Regions from separate parts of the Homo sapiens genome. Here region 2 is linked to region 1. A link is an interaction called in ENCODE POLR2A ChIA-PET data of the cell type or tissue named here. Cell type or tissue: OCI-LY7. All regions are shown on one strand. Links, peaks and the distances in the headings refer to the core of each region. The heading gives the core; the rest is flanking DNA. Region 1 holds the start of SNORA87 (small nucleolar RNA, H/ACA box 87). Region 2 overlaps TCF7L2 (transcription factor 7 like 2).

Region 1 (11,979 bases), core at 4,476-8,475:
CAAAAATATCTAAAGTTCATTTTCAGAATTCCCCAGAACCACAGGACAGAATCATGGAAACTCCTTCTTTCATACCAGCCTCTCTTTAGAAATCATTTGTGGGGGATGATTGTGTATAATAAGTCTCCTTAAAACAGTCCTCAGACGACCACAAACCAACCTGTTCTTAAAGAAAGCATGCGTGCTCTGCTCTTGCAAGGCTCTATCTAAATAGCGATAGAAGAATCAGTTCATGTTCTAGCATTTTTAATTCAAAAGCATTAAAAATCCAAAAGAAAAAGCATGTCATTTTTTATTATAAACATAAAACTTGGCAAACTATTAGTTAGAATTCCTTTGGTTGTAAGGGACAGAAGACTATCTCCAACTTCATTCCTTACCAAATAGCCCAGGATTAGAACTGGCTACACAGAACTCCATGGTGCCATACAGGCATTTCCGCCTCACCCATTTTACCCTTCTACAAATGAGGGTCCTCCATTGAGTCGGGGTGTGTGCATATGTATGTGTCTGTGTGTGTGTGTGTGTGTGTGTGTGTGTGTGTGTGTGTGGTGTGTATGCACATGTATGAAGGCAATTGCAAAGAGCCAGATTTAGATCCTCTCTGCGTGGAAAAGACTCATAATAAATATCACATATCTGCCCCTTGCCTAATCACATGTGCAACAGAACCGAGTGGAACAAGGGAAGTGTAGTTCACCACAACAAAAAGAGTGAGGGTGGAGATAGGAAATGCCATTATCAGAAAAAAAAAAATGTGTAGAGACAGATGTCAGCTTCAGAACCTTACTCCATTTTGAATGTTTGATTTCTTATGCTGGGAGTTCAGCACCTGGGTGTTATTCTCAATACCTGAAAACAACTTCATAATTTAAGAAAAAAGCATAATAATGGCCAACTCAGTGCTTTTCAGAAGTGGGATGGGAAGGGGCTCAAGGAAGACTGTGGGAAAGATGCTTGGCCATATACTAAAAATGGAGATGGCCTCTGTCAGTCAAACTCACTTATTCAGCCTTTGACAATGTCTTGCCTTGGTCACTGTAATTCTGAGTCTCAGACATTCCTTCATTTATGAGCTTTGGCTGAAGGGGGCTGCTACCTCTTTCCAAAAAAACAATTTTTTTTTCCTGAGTTCCAACTGAATACTCCCAAAAGTTTCACCAGAAGCCCTCTGCCCAGCCATGTTCCCCTTCGCTTACAAGACACTGTTTTGGGACTTTATTTTCTACCTCCACCCATCAAGGTTGGCGTCTCCTTTCAATCTGAAAGGGCTAGGGGGAAACACTTCTCTTAGTGTGTTCTTGAGTTGGGTCTAACTTTCCAGGAAGAGTCAGAGGTATGGCTCAAAAACAGGTCTTGATAACACCCCCACCTCTGGGACAATGGGATGGCTCAGTCCCCAAGGCTGTACCGCTCTCAGCTTTCTTTCCTTCTTCAGCCTTTTCAAATGCTTGCTGTTTTTTTCACCCCAGCACCTGAGCAACACAGACGGTGTCCTTGTGAGAGAAACAAGCAGCTTGTGCCCTCAGAGCAGGAAGACAAAGAGTAAAGCCTTTATCCCACTGTTTGGACACACAGTGACTCCATCTCATTGAAGCCTAGGTGATGCACTTAATCACGGTCCAGGATCCACCAGCTATGCAGGCTCGGGCTAGAAAACAGATTGCTTCACACCATCCAGAGCTCTTCAGCAGCCTCACATTGCAGTCAGGCTGCAACTGGACAGATGGCATGCAGGGCTCAGATGTGGCACAGTTGGGAAGCATCTGGGTCCCACTCAGGATACAACATTGAAAACATCAGCCACGCCCTGCTGGATGAGCCAGGGTCTGATGAACGGGGACTTGCTCAGCCTACAGGTGTCCCCCAGCCATCTCTCCTCCACCAGCACAAAAGCTCCACTCGAAGCATGGCCAGTGCCTGGGCTTAGTGGCATCTAGGCTCTCCATTCTAAGCTCTTGGGTCTCAAAGCCCCACCTCTTCATCAAGTGACAGGACAAAATATCTGTTCATCGCTGCTTTGGGACTCTTTCCAGAGATAAAATTTATCCCGACTTTCAGTATAGAGGTCTGTGATATGATCTGTCTAAGGCTTTCAAAGGCCCTCTCAAAGTATGGGAGTGAGCTATGGAGACCAGAGATAGATGATAGGCTGTTACAAAGGTAGGAAGCAAGAAGGAGACCAGCAAAGACACTCTGGCCACATCCAAGTGAGAGATGATGGCACTGGACTCCAGTGGTAATGGCAGAGGTGGTGATAAGCGGTGGATGCCACACACGCTTTGAAGGTAGAGAGGACACACTTGGGCCTGTGGGATGGGCTGATGGGTTGAATGTGGGGTATGAAAGAAAAGAGCAATCGACGATGCCACCCAAGGTTTGAGGCCTAAGTAATGGGTCGATGTTGTTGAGCTTTACTGAGATGTTGAACACAAGCAGTAACAGGTTTGGAGCTGGGGAGAGAGTGCACTAAAGACGTGGATTCTGGGCATGCTAATTTCCTGTCTATTTGGCATTCAAATGGAGGCTGAATCTGGCACTCAGAAGAGAGTCAGGGGGCGGGGGGGCAGCGGAGATGAGGCAGAGGCCTGAGTAATTATCAGAATATGGTCATTCTTGCCTGGATATTCCTGGGCAGCTCAGCTAACCTGCTGGATTTGCACATCCTTATGTGTAAACTGGACATAGCAATACACTTTCCAAGCCAGACCCCTATGAGTCCCTCACGCCTTAGTTTCCAGTACACCTCAAGGGACAATTCTGAAATCCAGTTGTTTTCTCCTTCTATGATAATTAATTTAAAAAGATGAAAATCTGACCTGCAAGCCATTAACAAAACAATCATCAAATGACTTCATACAGCCTACAACATCATTCTTAAAATGTATCTATTGCCCATAATCAACAATCAAGTCCTAGATTTCCAAATCGGGCTCTCTCTTAAAGAGCCAGTGGCCCCATCCCAGGATTCCTCAGAAACAGACATCGTAAACCAAGATTGAGGAGAGATAGGAGCCCTCAGCCTGACTTTCTGGAGCTTTTGTGCAACCACGTTCCACATAAATGCTGCTGTGGCAATTAGACACGCTCCACTGTGAGCTGGAATGTATAAGGTTGGATTAGCAAGTTACTGGCAAACCATTCAGTGTCATAACCCCAAATTAAACATGCTATCCCATCAGGTAGAAAGTAGACACACGTCCACGCCCTTGTGCTAACCAAGATGGTTCTGAACACTTTCAGGTCATGATGAAGTCACACTCATTCCAAACGAAATCAACTCCAGTCCCTAACCAGAGATGGGTTTTCTGCTTAATTAACGAAGCACCATTGTGGGAGGAGAGAGAGCCACATGTGAAGAAATCAACCACAGGGCTCCTTGGCTTCAAGAAACTTACAATCTGGTTGGAGAAACATGCCCCATCCATAGAGTTAATCAGCAAGACAAGAAATGACAAGCAGGACAGGCTGGGTGCCAAATGAACAATTTTGTTTTATTTACTGGAAAGATAAACATAGTCAAAACCATGAGTGTAGCTCTAAGTAGGCGCACATTAATTTAAAACAGGCTCCCACGCTTCGTAAACAGAGCAGGTGCCGAAACAAAAACAACCTTCCAAAGTAGGTCCCAATCTTGCCCCTCGTCCTGGGAAGAGCTCTGCAGTGTTAGGAAGCCCCACTCTAGGGAAGGCCTCCAAGCCCCCTGCAGAGTCAAGATCCTGCCCTAAAGAAACTCATTCACTTCGCATATCCCAGTGCTTCCCTAAACCTATTTTAGGAGAGAACCCTTTTTTCCAGTAACCTTGTTAACATTCAGCGAAACAAATGTCAGGAAACGCTAGCCCCGAGCTGAGCTGCCAAAGACTCTTCCCCCAAGCACAACAGGCCCCAGCTTGAGAAATGGTCAAGAGCTGATTTGAGAGGCTGCCAGCCCTCCCCACATTCATTGTGGGCTGACCTTAATCACAGGAGCCAACGGCATCTTTGACAAGTGGGTACATTTTCCCAGAAACATAACTCAGGGTCATAATCCTGACCCAGCTCACACATAGCATCGAATAAATAGTATCTTTGCCCAATAATATGCCATGAAAACAAAGATAATAGAACTAAAAATTCACAAAAAAATGTGAGGTTATAAGAGTAAACTCAAGACCTCTAAAATAGTCCTAAATGAACTGAGTATATTCAGGGGCTAAGGTACCTAAAACATATAAATTTATGCTGTGAATTATCTAAAATAAACATCTGACCTTGAAGCCTACCAATTATTCAAGAAATGATTTCGTTTGCCTGTTTTGAAGGTGGAGGACCTGGGGAGGCTGACTTGGATGGGCTGGGTCTCTGTTCTAGGGCGGGGTGGAGTTAAGGGCATGTCTCTCTCCAAAGAAGCCTAAAGTTTTTTTGTTGTTAAATTCCCCAGAGACATTAAAATCATTCCAACCATAACTCTCTTACATACTGCTCGTAGTTATAAATGTTGAGAACTTTCAGGAAAATAATCTGTGGCTATGTATCAAGAAATTTTTTAACACTTTGTTCTTTTCTACCTTTTGTCCTGGGGTCTATCCCAAGAAAATAATAAAAGGGGAGGGGGCGAGGGGACAAAGATTTACACACAAAGATGATCATCACAGGATCATTCACAGTAGCAGAAACAAAAGGAGACAATCTAAAGACCCAACAATATGGCATTGATTCAGTAAATTGGGGTTTAATCATATTATGGACTGTTATGTGGTCATTAAAAATCCTTAAGCATTTTAATGACATGGGGAAGTGCTTATTAACTACAGCAATTTTCATCTTAAATAAACAGAACGTTGGAAATACTGAGCACTATGAGCTCAAGTATGTTAAAAACAAATATAAATATTCATACACTCAGAGGAAAAAAGGATAATTTGGTATATTTCTAAAAGGAAATATACCAAATTATTCACAATGTAATCTCCGAGTGGTGAGATTATGGGCTGTTTTCCAAACTGCCTACAATGAACATAAACTTTATGAATGAAGAAAGCTACGTTTAAAAATAAATTTCACTTACTTTAGAGGTACAACTTTTAAATACAAAATTAGCAATTCCCATCCTTAAGTAGTCTAAGATACCAGTCACTGATGATTTGAATTACAATTAATAATCATTTTGAAGAGAAGACTTGGGGTTGCGGGGAATACAATAGCTACCTTCAAATTGTCAAGACATGTAAGGTGAGGCATTAGCAGAATTTAACAGCAAAACATGAATTAAGGAGTTGAGCATTTCCAGGAGAGAGACTGCAGCTCCCTAAAGGTAGAACTCTCTTAAGAGTTCATATTGTACCAAAAAGAAACAGTCTACCACCAGGAGATAGAGCCCCCATCTCTGGAAGTGTCCAAGAATATCAGGGGAAACAGATAGCTACCAAACAGTGCTGAAAAAAACGGGGGAGGGCAGTTGGTGAAATGGCATTTGATTTTAAGGCCCTGCAAATTGTTGTGATTCCAACATGCAGGGGCTACAACTGAGGTCACACAATCCTTCTTGATGGGATATTTTCTATTGCCATGGTATCACCTGCCACACCATGAACCCAAACCTCAGGAAACTTCAAAACTCTTCACCAGAGGACAGAGTTTCTGGGAGGAGAGAAGGAAGCTTTGGACATCTGACATAGACTCTATCATGGCCCCATGTACACTTTGGAGTCTACACCACCCACTCCCTTCAAAGCACCAATGATCCCATCTACCACTTCTTCCTCACCAAAAGATAACCTGATTGCCTGGTTCTTCCTATTAGGTACTCATAGTTCTCCTTATAAAATAATGTTTTGGTAGTGCCCGAAGGCTTGCTTTATATCCTTAGACAACACAGACACCCTGACCACAGCCCTGACTGCGAAATGGGAAAGTTCTGACTCAGTGGCTGCTAGGAAACACAAGTCAACTCTTTTAGAGAGTCTGGCTGAGTCATAGATAAATGAATAAAATAAATAAAAACAAAGTATATATGCAGTAGAGAAAGTGGAGATAATCCAGAAGTAAAAGATTTTAGATAGTACAGGGTCACACCCCATATCCCCCAAATGTCCTGCCCGCAGAAAATACGCTGGCCCTCCCCACCATATGTCAATGAGCCCTTTGCAGCAGTCACAGCACGACACCCAGAAGCCCAGTCTCTGGCCACCTTGATGCATGTCCCACTCTCCAGCAAAGCCAGCAGGCCTCCTCCAGCCATGCCCACCATGCCCAGGTGGGGCTGGGGTTCCCTGGGGGTCCCAGGGCTCCCAGCTGCTCTTGGCACACCACACACATTGTGCTCTAAGCACCCACTTATTTGTCTCTTTCCCAGCTTCTCTGCAGTGGTTGAGAGGACGGTGTGCTCTGGAGCCAGGGTGCCTTGTTTCACATCCTGACTCCCACGACTGGGCAAATCCCCACCTCCCTGGGCCTAGTTCCTCCTCTCTAGAACAGGGGTAACACAGCCTCTGAAGCAACTGGAACAAGCCTCGCATAGGAAGCGCTACAGTCTTTGTTGCTGTTATCGTTCTTCATTGACTCCACTCTCTCTTGGTGTCTAGCATGCTTTTTCCCACACTAAATATTTGCAGAAACAATGAATGAATCAATCAATGGCAAATACAATCTCTCTAAAAGGACAACGCTTCCACCCCAAACCTGCTCCTCCTCCAATACTCCCCACTCAGTGAAGCATCTCCATCTACCTACCTTTGACTCTCCTTTCTCCCTCAATGCCAATATCTAACCTGTCAGCAAGTTCCGCTGCTGTTTCCTCCACATCTCTATTTTCACCATCCCCACTGCCAGCAGCTTAACACACGCTCCTACAGAAACAGCCAACCTGCTCAAATGACTCCCCAGTGTCAGATCCTCACCATATGCTGCACCCCAAGTCACTCTCCCGGAGCCCTGCCCGACCTCTAGCCTCCTACCTGATTTCCTGCCTCTGTCCAAGCCAAGCACTTTTCCCTTGAGGACCTTCACACATGTGTTTCCTTCTGCCCACTCCCCATCCCTTCTCCTATCCCTTCATTGGGCCAACCCCAATCAAGCCTTCAGATCTCATTTTTAATGCAATTTCCTCAGGGAGCCGCCCAGGCCTGTAATCCCCGCCAACTTCTCAGCCGAAATCAGGTCCCCCTGGTCATACCCTCATGGGCCCCCTACTCTTTGAGGGCACCTGGCACAGGGCCTCCCACAGAGGTAGGGGCCACTGTGGCTTTGCTGGTGCTCAGCAGGCAGCACAGAGCCTCCCAACACATGCCACGTCCCAGCAAGCATCCACAATCCAGGTCAAACATCCCATCGAAACAGCGCATGTGTTTAATAACCAAGAGGGTGCTCTCTAGGTAGTGTTTTAAAAAATTAATTATGGGTAGGTTCCCCTGAACTCTTCAGAAACAAAAAGCAAAGGTTCAGCATGCCCTCTGAGCTTCCTCGAAAATGCACAGGGTAGACGGCAGAGATTTTCTCTGAAGTTCTACCCATCGTGCATTATTTCGTAAGAGTTTTCCACTCTCTTGCAGCATTTAAGCAATAACAACAAGAAAAGTACACCACCACAGTCTGGCAGGCTTTGTTCCTCGGGATTCAGTCTGCTTTCTTATCCCACACCTCCATGCTCATTACACAACAAAACACACCAGACCAAGAAGTACAAAAAATCCACCCCAAGGTAAAATTCTACATCGACTTCAAAAGGAAACCCCCAAGATAAAATTGTAGGAACTTTTGAAGTCTTTTGCCGTTTTGTAAGATACATACTATACCAAAATACCACCATTTTGGGTACTGAATCTTTTTTTGCTGGATACAAAGGAGGCTAAATGAAAGTCTTTGTATAGCAAAGACACCAGAGGTGGTATCCAGGGAGCGGCTCCTAACCCCACAGCTTACCAGCCAAGACTGACTCAAACTCTACCACTCAGCACAACTTAGCTGCTTGGCACTCATTTTGTAAGAGGAAAAAAGGGAGCAAAGAATTAAAAATATAAATTTCAAAACTCCACCAAGAAAGAAAAAGAGTTTAGTTATATGAATGCGAAAATAGGACTGGGGAGGCTGGGGGGTGGGGGTGTCTTGGAACTTGTGGCTAATGTCTCTGAGTTGTTAAGAAGTCCATGAATTTGTTGGGGAGTATGGGGAAGGAAGAAGGAAGAGGGAAGGCAGGGAGGAGGAAGGCAAAGACTGACGCCTTGTATAAACTCCCAGTTTTGGGCCAGCCAATGAAGGCATCGTCCCTGTTGCAATCGATTTCCTCTCTCCTCTGAACACAGATTAGGAATCACTGGATTATATAACAAATGAGATGCTATATCAGCTACAGGAACTAAAATTTGTGGAGTCTATTCTTAATGTAAATATCATTTGATAAGTTGACCTCCACTTGTTAAGAACATTTATTCTACACATCAATCGTTTCTAATGTGGTAACCCACATACCACATGAAAATAATCCAATCAGATTAAAATAGTCCAACAAAATGCTCTGAATTCCCACGTGAAGATTCTGCCCCATATGGGTACTGGAAGAAGTTATTCTTCTTAGCAATCTGTAAAGTTGTAGTTTCGAATGATTAATAATCAACACTGAATACATCCCTATTCTTCAAGCGAGACATTAGAAATAATTATGAAATAGCTTGGCCCAAAAGTTACAACAATTCCAAATTTCGGGGAAATTAAGAAGCAATCCTTAGACAATTATTTTGAAACATGTCTGATGAAACACTGTGATGTGACTATGTCTTACTTAAAAGAGTGAAAAGCAAAGTGTGAACAAGAGCCCCAAGTGTCTGGAGAAAAGTTAGCCCTTCATCGGCGACTCTAAACACGAACCAGACCCTCTGGCCAATGTTTAACTGTACAAAGACCCAAATGATGTATCAGCCACCATTCAGAATGCACCCTTTACAAACAAAGACACACTGTACCAGCCAAAGAACAGCTGGTTTTGGTTGGCACATTGCCTTATGTTCAGCAAAAATATAATCATAAATTTGTAGTCTCAAGGTGTATGCATCCTCAATCCCAAAAACTATAGGTGACCAGGTGGATAGAGGTCAACAACGCAAGGCCTTTCTTCCACTCTACTTTCCTATCTCCCTCAACTCTTTCCTCCTCCCCAGAAATCCTCCTTCTCACCCCTGGTGTCAGGTGAAGACTGCAGAAATACCCCATCACAGGGCTGACTCATAGAACCAAAGTCACCATTCATGACAAGCATTCAAGTATTTCACAAATGTAAACCACATTTGTCCTTTTGTCCAAATTCATGGCTTTTCCCTTCTCCCCGGCTCCCAGAGCCCACCTTCCTCCACCAGCCCATCCCCTCTAGGCAATGGCCATTCCCAGATCCCCTTGAGCACAGCAGAAAGCCCAAAAGATTGTAGACAGTTGCCAGCTGTGGCTGCTTTGGACAAAGGTCTCCATCTACAAGAGGGTGTGTATGCCCCAGGGGAGTTGCTATGGTCAACACGCCTGCTAAGACACAGCAGAGGAAAAAGGTGCCTAAGCCCCCTTGCTGCACCCCTGGCCAAAATCCACACAGGCTCTGGAAGGAATGTTTTGCCATCTCCTCCAGATCATTAATTTCTACATAGGAAAATGAGATGCTTAGGGCCCAGGTTGTGGCAACTGTTCTTGTGGGATTTGAGGTGGAGGATCTTTGCTCTATCCAAATGGACAAACCCCCACTCCTTTACACGGGGGTACTGCTCCCTGGCATGGGGCCCACAGAGCCTATGCCACAAACACAGGGGCTGTGTCCACTCTGAACCACTGCCAGGATTCACATCTTCTCTCCTCACTCAAAGAGAGAGAACAACGAAGAGATTTTAAAGATAATGTCCTTTCTCTGTAGCTAAAAAATAAATGTGGGAAATTCCCATCAACCATTGCCAAAAGCAGATAAATAAATTTCAAAGCCTGGACCATGCTGGGAAATTCAGGGAGGCGGGAAACCTGAAAACAGGCTTCTTCACTTTACTCTCTAGGTGTCTAGAACTGTCACACTTTTTTAAAAAAAAAATCTCTGTATATTTGTTAAGAATTTTTTTTTAACAGGGCATTCACTTTTGGAGAAACCTGCATTAGAACCCCCAACCAGCAACTTCTTTACACCTATGCACTGTCCCTGACCATGACCCAATTTACAGTCAGCAAAACAGAACCAGCCACAGCAGTTATTTTCACCTCCTGTAGGAGAGAAGACATCACAAGGCTCTGGAAAGGGAGCAGAGAACTGGATCCAAGCCTTGCTCTGGCCACTGACTCAGCGTGTGACATTGGGCAATTCACTTAAGGCATCTCTGGGCCTCAGTTTCCTTTCCTGAGGGCAAGTTGGGCCTAAATGATCTAAGGTCACTTCCAGCCCTGAAATCTTGACCTTATAGGAGCAGATGTAATTATGAGCATCCATTTTATTGTGGAGTTAGAGGAAAGGGGAAGCTTCTAGCAAATGTCAATCTTCTTTCTACATGCCTCATTTATACCAGAGAAAAGAAGACATTGTCACAAATGATGACTCAAAATATGGTTTTATAAAAATAAGTTATTTTGTGATATAAACACACACATATGACAGAGGTATAACTCATTAAATAACACATGCTCAATTACAGCAAGCTCCAAAATAAGGAGGCAGTTAGCCCAAAATGGCAGAATGCATCTTAAGATTTTTCTACTTAAGAAACTTATTTTGCAATTTTTAGAAATTACAATATAGAGGCAAAATGTATTTATGATTAACATTTTGTGATACTCAAATGAAAAACCCATGATTGATTCATGCTTTGCATAATTCTACCTGTCATGGATGGATTCATTATAAAAATATGCCTTCCATTAATTATTTCAAAAGTATGAAGTCCAGCTCATGATATAAATACATAGAAGGGAATCTTCAAATAAGGCTGAGCTATCTTCTCAAGAGGTTAATTTATAAATTCCACTCTTAGAGCCTACAAAACCCTAAGAAAATACATTAAAAATATATGTAGACACACACTTGTAGTCTCTTAGTACTAAAAACAAATGCTTTCTCTATCAAACCTACATACTTTCAAAGCCATGGATGTATAGATTAAATTCCATTTTAGCCTTTCAAAGTTCATTTCTACTCTAGGTTTACAAGTCAGCCAGCCCAGATGAAATTTTTCTAATGTTAGTGTAGAATGTTGCCAACAAATATTAAGATAAATTGGGGGAGAGGATAATAGGCAAGTTTCAAATCCAGGACCCCCTTTTGAGTTTTCTAATTCCCTCTTCTTCACTTCACCTGCCCTGAATGTATTTTTATAACTGCTTTGATACCACCTCTAGTCTCCTCCATACCATGGTGATTGTGTCCTATAAACTAGAGCCCACAAGGCTAGATTTTAACCAAATACATGGAAAAGAGTGGAGGAAAGGTTTGTAAAATTTCCAGGTAGGTTACAATCATTAAGGTCCAATAGCAGAAAATGAATACCTTATAGATATAAACTATACCCAACAATATTTCCAAAGAAAATGTGTTTAAAGAAAGAAAAAAATGACAAATAAGGCCTGTTATCATCAAAAAAGCATTTTCTTTTTCACCCCCTCAATAAAGGAAGCCATCATCTCTGGGAGGTTACTTACGACAATGTGTGCCGGTGATGGGGACCGGGCATCCTTGAGGGCTTGTCTACTCTGGAGGCTCCCTGCCTGGACATCAAGCAGTGGCCATTTCATCTGGAGATACTGGCGAGAGGAAACAAAAGTGAAATGAAAAACAATGAATTCAGAAAGTAAATGCAGAACAACTAGCCCAAGAAATAACTGTGACATGGGTCAGAAACTGAAAAACATACAAGCATGCAAATAATCATTAAAAAAATAAAAAAGCATGCAATTCCAATAGGGTCTTCCTCAGAGCTCAAGTTCAGTAAGTACACATATAGAAGATTAATGTTACTAGCAACTGTATTTTTTGTCTTTGCATTCAAAGTA
Region 2 (11,979 bases), core at 3,307-7,306, 64 kb after region 1:
ACAGCAGACATTCTGGAAAGAATTCAATGCATGTCTTCACCCACCAATATCTGCAAGAAAAAGCCCAGGAGCAAAAACAGTGACATAAAACAGGCTGGACTTGTTCAGGTCCAGGTATTAAAATTATACTGAACTAGAAACTTCCAAAACAGGGATCCAGTATGCCCAGAGAAAAAGGAGACGGAGGTGAGTGCAGCTCCCACTTAAGTGGGGTTCTCAAACATGACACTTCCTCAAAATCTTCCCAGGGAGGTGTGGAGGCTGCAAGAAAGGGAGGTACACAGAAAATGCTCTAATACATCCTCTTAACCACAGCCTGAGCATTTTTCCACCAGAGAGAAACACCAAGTGCAACAACAGTGACTTATAAGTGTGCAGACCGATTATAGCTTTACTTTCAAAAGAGCTTTGATTGATCTTTTTTGATAGACCTGAAATAAATTAAACTAGATTGACTCACTTGAGAATGGACTCTAATCCCTTAGTCAGATCCCAGAGAACTCAAACCAAACCAGCTGTTAATTTAGGCTTTATAAGATAAAGCATGAGAAATCCAAGTTGATGTACCCCAGAGCAAAGCTTACATCATCTCTGTAAGCAATCAACTCACTGCTTCTTTTAGGAACTAATCAGTTCTTGGGTAAGTGGGTGCCAAGCCTGTACTCTCAGAGCGAAACAAGCTCAAAGAAAGGAGGAAAGGCAAGAGAGGAAGAGAGAGAACCCGAGAAACATCTACTGACTCACTCCCCCCATGCAAGCTCAAAACCAACCCAAGACATTTTCATGTTGCTTTCCCAAGTCATCTGTCTCCTGCTCCATAAACAGCCAATGACTTGACCAGAGCCTGAGTACCCACATAACCACCAAGAAAGAGGAAGTGGCTAAGGCTCTTAGTGTTTCTGTAAAGGTGGGAGCGGGGGTGCAGAATTACCCAGGAAAATATTCCCCACTACTTCTTTACTCCCTCGTCTTTGAAGATCACACTGTCCCCTTCATCTTTGCTTCTGGGTGACTTTGATTTGAATATAGAAACTCCAAAGCTTTCAAGTGAAGTAGCGGCTGCCCATGGCACTAATAGAGTTAACAAGAATGCACACACACACACACACACACACACACACACAAACTACAGGCTTCTTTCCAAGCTAAACTCTGCTCACTAACAGGCAGCCCTCCCAACTTCTACCAGCATTTTTTGGAAAGGGATTAATGCCTCCATCCCAAGTGAAGGGGGGGGCATTCACCTCTAGGGGACCCCACCCACAGCCTCGCCCCAGGAGGCTCCAATCGAGGACCCTTCCACCCAAAAAAAAGCAAGGCTGCCAGCCTCTTGCTCCTAAACAATGATGTTTCATATAACACTCTGTTTACCGAACATAAGGGGATCAAGAATTGAAATCCAATTTAAGGAATTATGGTGCCTTCAGACTGTTTTTCCTCAACAATGAAAAAAGACAGGCATGTTGTTTCTGGACTTAGGCCAGAAGAAACTGATCCTTGTAGTAATACAAGAAAAAAGAAAGAAAATCAATGTATGTGTTTATATATTATATGTCTTGGGGGAGGGGGTCACTAAAATAAGAGTGAAAATGGGTAGCAAATGAATTCCCATGGAAGGATCCTGAAGTCCATTTGAAAGCCCTATTTTGATATCCATCTGACAAGGAGAATAGGGTTCATCTCTTACAGCTTCTGAGAAGCAGAAGAAATTTAACCAGAAGAGATGGAAGTTTGAAAAGACAAGAAAACCAACCACAAAGTAGCCACTTGCCTTCCCTAGAAGTGAAAGGAACCAAAGTACCCCAGCAACAGCTAGAGCCTGCCAGGATCACAGGTATCATTTCCTTTCCAATAAAGTAATCACCGTTGCTCTTTCCTTAGCATGGGCCATTGTGTCAGCACTGTGGCGCTGTACATGTTATCCCATTTAATCCTCGGAGAGAGGTTTTATCCCCATTTTATAGATAAAACTAAGGCTCAGGGCGGTCCCACAGGCAATAAACGGACACTGCTGACTTGAGTCCCCAGCTACGTCTGACTTCAGTGCCAAAGCGTTTTATCCATCATCCCAGAACGCCTCCTTATCACAACAAAAATGCTTAACTTCAGATAAAACAACACTTTTATGGCTTCTAATTAATTGGTCTTACCACTGCATCCATCCTGTGGGGGCATTTCACAGATGAGCAAACCAAGACCCAGAGAACCAGCTATCTGCAGCCAGATAATTTAATAGCAGACCTAGGAGTGTTCAGAGCTCCTGGGCCCCTAACTTCAATTACTAAGCTTCATCCTCTCCCTTAATTAATTCTTCCCCACTGCCATACACAAAGACAAGGTTCTCCCCAGAGAAAAATGCCTCATCTCACAATGCACTGCCTGGGGAAATAGTTTTATTGTTGGTATTAATTTTTTTTTAGAGGGAGGGGACTTAAAAGGGGTGGGGGGCTATGCAATTAAGTAAATTAAGACATTTCTGATAGGTAGGGAATAAATCATCACTTAGAGGAACTAACCAATTAAAGAGGTAAGGCACTGCTCTTGCTAAAAAGCCATGCCATCAGCCAGAATGCCCGGGACAAATTAGAGTAAAGGAGGGGAGGAAAACAGGCCTTCCGCAGCCTAAGGCCACTGAACAGCTATAGAGTTCTGGCAAATGCCAAAAAAAAACAAAAACAAAAACATAGCTTTCTGATTCACAAAGCCTGCTGAAACACAAGTCTTCTGAAGGGGGCTGGGGAAGGGTGGGAAGGTATAACCTACTGTTTTACAGCTCCCCAAGTCAAAAGGAGGTAAGTACGGGGGGAAAGTCTATTGACCAACACTGCTTTCTGATTTCTCTTTTCATTTTGGCTTCTGAAAGCTTAAAGACAGATAGCAATAAATAGATCCCAAAGCACTGTGTTTTAATTCAGCCTGCTGCAAATGAGGGAGGTTTAAACTGTACCTTCTGGAATCAGAAGGTGTAAAGAAAACAACGGTTGTTTTCAAGTCGACTGGGAGAATCGAAGTTATGTCTTCACCACTCTTGAGAATAAATCATTCTGGACAAGCTCCCTACTGCACCACTGTCATCTAAGTTTATGTGTGAACAGGCCTGGGTTCGTGGCCACTAACTGATTGCTTCCTCAGGAGAGACACACAAGAAAGTTCCAACAAGCTGACCTATGCTGTGTGCACAGACTCACCTGCAGTGAAACACCAGTGCCTTCTCCCATACGACACAGGCACCCAGGGACCCTGGAACAGTTAGCTTCCAATCACAATTTCCAAAGGTCTCCTGTCCCTAGTAACCAACTAACACCACTTGTCTTTGAGGCAAATTGGAGGCTGTTACACGCTTATTACAAACTCAGACAAACAATAGCCTGACCACAGAGGCCCAAGGGAAACCCCACATAAAGAAAGAAAGGAGTGTTAATAGGTTCGCAAGGCAGGATGCAGACCTCTGCCATTTGAGAACTGAAAAGGATGACTTTTTAATTAATTAATTTATTTATTTATTTATTTGAGACAGAGTCTCGCTCTGTCGCCCAGGCTGGAGTGCAGTGGCGCGATCTCGGCTCACTGCAAGCTCCACCTCCCAGGTTTACTTACACCATTCCCCTGCCTCAGCCTCCGGAGTAGCTGGGACTACAGGCGCCCACCACCATGCCCTGCTAATTTTTTGTATTTTTAGTAGAGACGGGGTTTCACCGTGTTAGCCAGGATGGTTTCGATCTCCTGACCTCATGATCTGCCCGCCTCGGCCTCCCAAAGTGCTGGGATTACAGGCATGAGCCACCGTGCCCGGCCTAAATTTATTTTTTTAATGAAGTATTAAGCAACAGAAATCTGACAAAAAAAAAACAAAAAAACAAAAAACAAAAACAGAGCAGACGTTACAACCAAAAGGCCACAAATTCCTGCCTTGCTGTCACTAATTTCATGCCCATCAGAAGCTAAATAATAATTATAAGTCCCATCTCACCCCCAGGCTTTTTGGTTTCCCTCCATGGGGAGACAAATGATATCACAACATGGACTCTTTCACCCTAACTCTCTTCAAAGGGTATTCTGGGGCCAGGGGCAGTGGCTCACACCTGTAATCCCAGCACTTTGGGAGGCCAAGGTGGGCAGATCACTTGAGGTCAGGAGTTCAAGAGCAGCCAGGCCAACATGGCAAAACCCTGTCTCTACTAAAAATACAAAAATTAGCCGGGCGTGGTAGTGCGTGCCTGTAGTCCCAGCTACTCGGGAGGCTGAGGCAGGAGAATTGTTTGAATCCGGGAGGTGGATGGAGGCTGCAATGAGCCAAGATCGCACCACTGCACTCCAGTCTGGGCAACAGAGTGAGACTCCATCTCAAAGAAGAAAACAAAAATAAAGGGTATTCTGGACTACTCTTATTCAGGAGAAATAACTCAAGTCCAGATTCCGCTATGAGGTACTAAGCAAGCGGGGAAAAAAAGAGATATGCGCCACAATATATCACCACTTGTAAGCTTGGCAAGAGTTTTAATAACAACTGTGTTAGGGTGATCAGCTATCCCAGTTTGCCCAGAAACACCCCACTGGGAATAGTCATAAACCCAATAAACCTTTCTTATGTGCCAGGTACTGGACTAGGCCCCTGTGACAGAGCCTCACATGAATCCCCGTGATAGGCCAGTCTTCTCAGTAAACCTGCTTTTCACAGATGAGAAAATAGAGCCACATAGCAATTAAGTAACCTGCCCAATTAAAAAGTTTCAGCCTTATGTTATTTTTTAAAAAAAAAAGTGGTGGAAATTAAATACTGGGATAGAGAAAAGTTCATACTTCATGGAGAAATTTTGACCTGGAAACTAGTTAATGAGGAAAAATATTCCCTCCCAAAGGAGATGATAGAAAAGCAGGGAACCAGGAGAAATACATAGAATGGGAAGATCGATCACAAGTTCATCTAGATGTTTCCAAAATAGTCCACAGACGTATTACATAAGAAGCAAAGACAGAGGGATAAGAATCCCCAGGTGGGGAGCCTGTGAGTTAGCAGGACAGGAGCAATAATTCTGAAGCCACAGCAGTCTCAATATTCCTGGGGGCTGGCATGCTGGGGCTGCCTTGCCTGAGACTTCCACCGACCAGGAGTCCTGGTCACTTTGGTTCCCATGCAGCCAAATGTAAGAGCTGTGATGGCAAAAGGAAACCACAAACCATGACCAAAACAGAAGTCAGATCGAAAGATAAAAATCCACTCTCAGGGCGAAAGAAACGATAAGAGAACCACTGAGGCCGAAATCAAAACCATATCTGCTTTGCATGTGGCATGTGGTTTTCTCTGTGTACTTTTTACAAGTCACATCATTGGTTCCCGTCACATTTAAGTCATTGTCGGGCTCCTTTCACTGCTATGCAAACTTGGTGGCTGGAGATGATCTTGACCAAAAATTCCAAAGAGGGTGGTGGTAGGAAACACCAAACTCTCAATTTATGACTATTAAATAAACAGTTAAGGATGGCGGAGGTACCAACCCAATCAGCAAAAACTAACTTGATGCTTTTCCTAAACGATCCTAAAATGACAAAATCATGTCAGGAGTATTAGGATTTATTTTCTGATAGAGATAAACTGGCAAATTTAACCAAGCTGAAAAGTCACCCAAGCAAAACACAGCTTTTCCCCTTTTTTTCTTTCTTTATTTTTTTTTTTTTGAGGACGGGTCTCTTCCAAGGAAAGGGGCCCATCACATTATTGATGCCCTTTACTTGCTCAAATTCAAGCCCTGAGTGCCAATTCTTCAGAGAGAAACAGCTTCACAAATCGTATCTTCTGTGAGGAGACATTTCTCATCTGCTTTCACCATTATGAAAATGTAGCAACAGCAACAAGTGACAAGAAAACACAAAGCAAAGCAGGCTGCCTAAAACATACTGGTGGTTTGGTAAGAATGTTCTTAGCTTAGGGACACTTTCAAATCTTCCTTTAAGTTCTCTTTCAAGAAAAAAGTGTCTTTATACATTGCTTCAGTGATTTCTCTTTTTAATTAACAGGAAACTCTTGGCTTCTTCAGCAATTATTAAGAAACAAATGCTTTGGCCGGGAATGGTGGCTCACGCCTGTAATCCCAGCACTTTGGGAGGCTGAGGCGGGCGGATCACGAGGTCAAGAGATCGAGACCATCCTGGCTAATACTGTGAAACCCCGTCTCTACTAAAAATACAAAAAATTAGCCGGGCGTGGTGGTGGATGCCTGTAGTCCCAGCTACTGGGAGGCTGAGGTAGGAGAACGGCATGAACCCGGGAGGCGGAGCTTGCAGTGAGCCAAGATCGTGCCACTGCACTCCATCCAGGCTGGGCGACAGAGTGAGACTCCGTTTCAAAAAAAAAAAAAAGAAACAAATGCCGCTGGATTCCAGAATAAAAACTAGTGACTTAAGACCAGGAGGAGGGAAGCAGGGGAGGTTTGTTTTTGATTTTAAGGGTAAGAATCTAGTTCCGAACTTCGTGACTCCCGGAACACTCCTGAATTGAGTCTGATACATTTCATAAATCAATCAAGCCCTTATCTAGATAACTCACCATTTCATTTCTGTATCAAATTAAGTAGCCCTGGGTCTTTTGCTATATATTTATATCTTAGAAGCTAATCCAAAGGACAAAAATTCCTCTCTGCACATTACTGCAAGATTTCAGCTTTGCTATTACATCAGAAAGCAGTAAGCTCACCAGGACAAAAACCACAGAAGGCCCTGAAAAGACTTGCCCCCAACATACACTGGCCATTCTAACCCGCAAAGCGGAGGCTTTCTTTTCCTTAAGGGTCTGTTCTCCAGAAATTCCCTTATTCACTGCCTGCCCAGTTCACACTGTGTATACCCCACCCTCAGGAGTATAAACCTGACAAATGCTTTTGAGCCAAACCAGACAGAGTCCCCCATAAAACTCATGGAACACAACAGATGATTCTTTCAGCACAAATACCTTCAGATTTGGAAGCACATCCTGATATGTTTCTTCCAAGTTCATTTAATTAATAGTACTTACTTGTTCTTAAATGATTTGGAAGACTCCCATTGGGCAGGTCAAATCATGGGCTAAATGTGCTGGGGCTTTTTGGTGGAGATGCTAATTTAAATTTTCTCAAAGTATTTTACGTACATTCTACTGGTAACTAGATCAGAAAATTCAGATTCTCAGAATTCATAGTGTTGAAACATAACTGTGAGGTCTTCGTTTATTTTTTTTATTTTTTTTATTTTTTTTTGAGACAGGGTCTTGCTCCGTCACCTAGGCTGGAGTACAGTGGCGCCATCTCTGCTCACTGCAACCTCCGCCTCCCAGTTCAAGCAATTCTCCTGCCTCAGCTCCCCAGTAGCCGGAATTACAGGTGCATGCCACTACACCCACCTAATTTTTTGTATTTTTAGTAGAGACAGGATTTCACCAGGTTGGCCAGGCTGATCTCGAACTCCTGACCTCAAGTGATCCGCCCGCCTCGGCTTCCCAAAGTGCTGGAATTACAGGCATGAGCCACCGCACCCAGTCTATTGTCATTCTTTTACTGGTTCTTCAACTAAGCTGAAACTTGGAGAACGCCAGAAAGTGGTATAAAATCCTAACGAATTTGACTCTGGGATAAAAGATGTGCCCGGAATGGGCACTCAATGTGCACCATGACCTCATACAATGAACTGTCCCCAGTTACAGAAAACAAATTCTAGGGCTTTAACCTCCACTTACACCCAGCACTTCCAATCATTAGATTTATGGGTACTGAGGCAAGAGTGCACAACCATGAATGTCTTGGCGGTCCATTGCCAAGCTCCTTATGCACTCCAGTCTTTTAAGTTCTCCTTTCAACAGGCGAAGTCTCCAAGGCCAGTCCACTCCATGAAAGATGAAAACCCCCCAAATCAAAAGAGAAAAAAAACAATACCAACTCACTAGGGGGCTTTAGCACCTCCTCCCCACATAAAAGAGGGTTGGAGTCTTCTAAGAACATCCTTGGCAAAACCAACAATGTAGGAGTAGGGATAAAAAGTGGAATCATAGCATTAGGAGATATACCTAATGTAAATGACAAGTTAATGGGTGCAGCACACCAACATGGCACATGTATACATATGTAACAAACCTGCACGTTGTGCACATGTACCCTAGAACTTAAAGTATAATAAAAATATATATGTATATTTTAAAAGAAGTGGAATCATATATTATTATATAAAAATCACAAAATCTGGCCGGGCGCGGTGGCTCACACCTATAATCCCAGCACTTTGGGAGGCCAAGACAGGTGGATCACAAGGTCAGGAGATCGAGACCATCCTGGCTAACACAGTGAAACCTCATCTCTACTAAAAATACAAAAAAAAAAAAAAAAAAATTAGCCAGGCGTGGTGGCAGGTGCCTGTAGTCCCAGCTACTCGGGAGGGCTGAGGCAGGAGAATCGCATGAACCCAGGAGGCAGAGCTTGCACTGAGCCGAGATCGCACCACTGTACTCTAGCCTGGGTGACAGAGCAAGACTCCGTCTCAAAAAAAAAAAAAATCACAAAATTCCTGGGAATGAAAGCCAAAAAAGACTACTATGAGAAATTAGGATATGAGGTCCTTATACATCCTAATGAGTTTGAGGTACAGAAAACACCAATATCTAGCTCTGAAAACTGCCTCTCAAGTTCAATGCTTTCATTCACCTAATCAGTATACATTCAGCACCCACTATGTGCAAAGCTGGGTCACCACTTAGTAGCTATTAAAAAATAGAGAGGGAGATTTTTAAATAGACAAGACCTTCTAGACTCCATTTCAAATATGCATAAGACATATATTTCAAAATAATAATCCCTCTTAACTGTTTTCCAATAGAGAATCAAATGCCCCAAGATATCAATTTAAATTTAGCTGTCCTTTTTCTTTCTCTCTTTCAAATCATCATTAAGCTTTCTGGCAAGAGCTTTTTCTAGGCCTCCTGTTACAAGGCTTAGCAGAGCCCATACGGGTTTCAGGGTTTAGAAATAGAGAAAGGGAACCTCAAATTTCCTTTATGTTTTGGGCTGTCAATAGCATTTAGGAAAAACAACTCCTCTCCTTTCTGCTTCGTATGTTTTCCTTATTGGTTTATTTACACAGCGCTGCTCCCCGACAGCAGGCAGTACATCGTTTGGTCATTGCTGCCTTTCCCCGCCATTAGTGCAGGCTGCTGAGACGACACCCCAGCTGCCTCCCCCGAGTGGCCTGCGGCATCGGCACATCCCTTTCCCCCAAGTGGTCCCCTCTTTGACTAATGTTCACCAACACTCATACATCATTCCCAAATTGGTCCAAATGAATTAAACACAGCTCTGCTTAACATTATGAGATTTAAATGGATTTTCTCTCTACAGGTCTGCCCCATAATTGGGTTTATCCATCTTGTTGAAGTACAGTTTACACTTGCTAACATCACGCCAGTTCAAGCTACATTTTCTGCTCCAGTGGCAGGAGCAAGGCAGATTTGTCATCGGATCATAACAGGTAATTCAAACAACAATTAGTTTGATGACGGCCCGTATGTCAATGTCTGCTCCCAGCAGCCTGGCTCACACCCTATGCTCTCTGTTCCTCAAGATGAATTGTCTTCACAATTCTTCAATTTCAATCATCAACAATGCTTACTGAATCAACTTAAAAACTGTTGACACAAGACTTCTTCCCTACAGGGCAGCCTCACCAAAGCCCTAGTGAGAAGAATCTTCCAGTACCCCTAGAATGGGCTACTATCACACACATCCATTTTCAAGCCTTGGAAGATTTCTGGTTTGCAACCAAAGCTATTTATTCTGGTGCTTCATCTCAACCTCAAAAATCTGGGAGGCACGAGGTTTGGAAAGAGAAAAGAATGAATCTGTCTGTGCAGGCTCATCCATCCACAATTAGGAAAACATCTTGTTTAAAATTTGTTTTGAAGTCCCCTGCAGGAATGAATGACAATTGTCAAAGTGTATGAAAATATTATGATCTGACAGGTAATGCTGCCTGACATTTAAAAAAAAAAAAAAAAGGTAATATTGCTTTTAAAAGCCAACTAACCTCTAAGCATTCTGAAAATCAGAAGATGGTCATAGAAATAGACACCAGTCCAACCATAGTTACCACTGTTTGGATGATGCCATAGTCTCTAAGACAGCAGTGCAAATTCACGCACTGATGGAGAGCTGGAATCAAAATCTAAGATACGTGGAAAAGAACACCAAGTTGACAAAGTGGTCGAACACTCATCTCAAACTACCTGGCTGAGCACAAAAACAAATTATTTTTGGTCTTTCATATTATAAAAGGGGCTGTTATTTAAAAATTCTAAAAGCACACTTTGTTACCTCTAATATACACCTACCCCAATCTCACTTATATACTGTTTCCTTTCTGCCCACAATTAGATATTCAAACACATTCACACCCCTAGTTGTACACCTACGATGTCCCAGGAAATTAGTGCATGGTGCTACAGGGATATAAATATGAGTAAAACACAATCTCTGAGTAAGACACAATCTTAGCCCTTCAGAAGTGCTTATATTCTAGTCAAATGTAACAAGGACCCAGCAAAAAATTTTCAGTGACATAAGAGAAATGCAAACAGCAACCAACAGGAATAGGAGTCATAAATCTTTGTTACACAGCAAAGATAGTCCAAGTTATCAAATTTATCATGTGTGATGCTCTTGACAGGAAATAAAAAATACACAATGCATGTTGGGATAAAGCATATTCTAAATGTGCAAACAAGTACTTCATAATCCTCAATGGTAAAAATAGCAGCTTACATTTATCAAGCACGCTTCCCTGTATCATCGTACTGCCCAGATCATTATATATCTTACCTTGTTTAATCTCCCAACTCTAGAAACAGGTACTGCCATTATCCCCATTTTACAGATTTAGGAAACTGAAGCTTAGCAGAGCCGACACTCAAACCCAGATAGATATACCTGACTCCAGAAGCAGGAACTGAACTATTCACCTCCACTCGTACCTGTTTCTTTAAAATGCAAAGGTAATATAGTATAATATCAATGGTAGGATGCATGCTTTAAACTATTAGACTGAGTCAGAGGTTCTCAACCAAGGGATGATTTTGATCCCCAGGGGACATGCAGCAATGTCTAGAGATATTTTCAGTTGTCACATTTTTGTTGGGTGCCAGTGGCATCAAGAGGGAAGAGGTCAATGAATGGTGCTAAATAAACACCCTACAGGCCGACCATGGCGGCTCACGCCTGTAATCCCAGCACTTTGGGAGGCCGAGACGGGCGGATCACTTGAGGTCAGGAGTTTGAGAACAGCCTGGCCAACATGGTGAAACCTCATCTCTACTGAAAATACAAAAATTAGCCAAGCATGGTGGTGCACGCCTATAATCCCAGCTACTGGGGAGGTTGAGGTATGAGAATCCCTTGAACCCAGGAGGCAGAAGTTGCAGTGATCCAAGATCGCAACACTGCACTCCAGCCTAAGCAATAGAGTGAGACTCTTGTCTCAAATAAAAATAAAAATAAATAAAATTTAAAAATAAACACCCTACAATGCACGGGATGGTCCCCTGCAACGAAGAATTCTCCAGCCCAAAATGTCAACAGTGCTGAGGCTGAGAAGTCCTGCATTAAGTCATCCTATCTCATCCAGCCCCTACTACTAACCAAAGACACAGACATGCCAGTTTCCAGACCGAGCCTCAATCTGGGTGGAATGTGGTATAACCAAGTATTTTCCTAGCTGCACCCCTTAAAACACTAGGATTTTGTGAAGATGCTTCAAAGACTCCACATATGTTTGATGTGAATGTTTCTTTTTATAACATATAAATATAGAGATAATATAGTACACGTACCTACTTTTAAACTTTATTTTTACATTTCAATGTAGTATTCATTAACTATTAAACACACTACCATCCAACCAGTGGTTTTGGTGGAACCCCCGGGAACAGGTAATGCCATTTCTGTTTAACTGAAGTGGATGCTAAGATTTCAA

What was found. Peaks named below come from ENCODE experiments on the same cell type or tissue, not always from the same donor. Only the 100,000 strongest peaks of a DNase experiment are listed, where the experiment ranks them.
Region 2: POLR2A ChIA-PET joins it to region 1 with 5 read pairs; 4 of 35 experiments call an interaction of 5 or more read pairs at or near these places.

Annotation. Positions count from the first base shown.
Region 1 is chr10:113,039,776-113,051,754 of GRCh38, reverse strand. It overlaps TCF7L2 (transcription factor 7 like 2), which reads right to left. Exons shown (of 15, transcript NM_001367943.1): 5 at 11,629-11,730. It overlaps SNORA87 (small nucleolar RNA, H/ACA box 87), which reads right to left and starts at 6,400; the gene lies at 6,179-6,400. RefSeq lists an enhancer at 6,702-7,700. In OCI-LY7, for the core only: no CTCF peak of the experiment used is centred there; no DNase peak of the experiment used is centred there.
Region 2 is chr10:112,975,006-112,986,984 of GRCh38, reverse strand. The region is part of intron 4 of TCF7L2 (transcription factor 7 like 2); the gene reads right to left. Among named protein-coding and RNA genes, the nearest start is that of TCF7L2, 31 kb to the right of the region's middle. RefSeq lists a silencer at 5,189-5,238. In OCI-LY7, for the core only: no CTCF peak of the experiment used is centred there; a DNase peak (open chromatin) is centred at 5,294; H3K4me3 peaks cover 745 bases.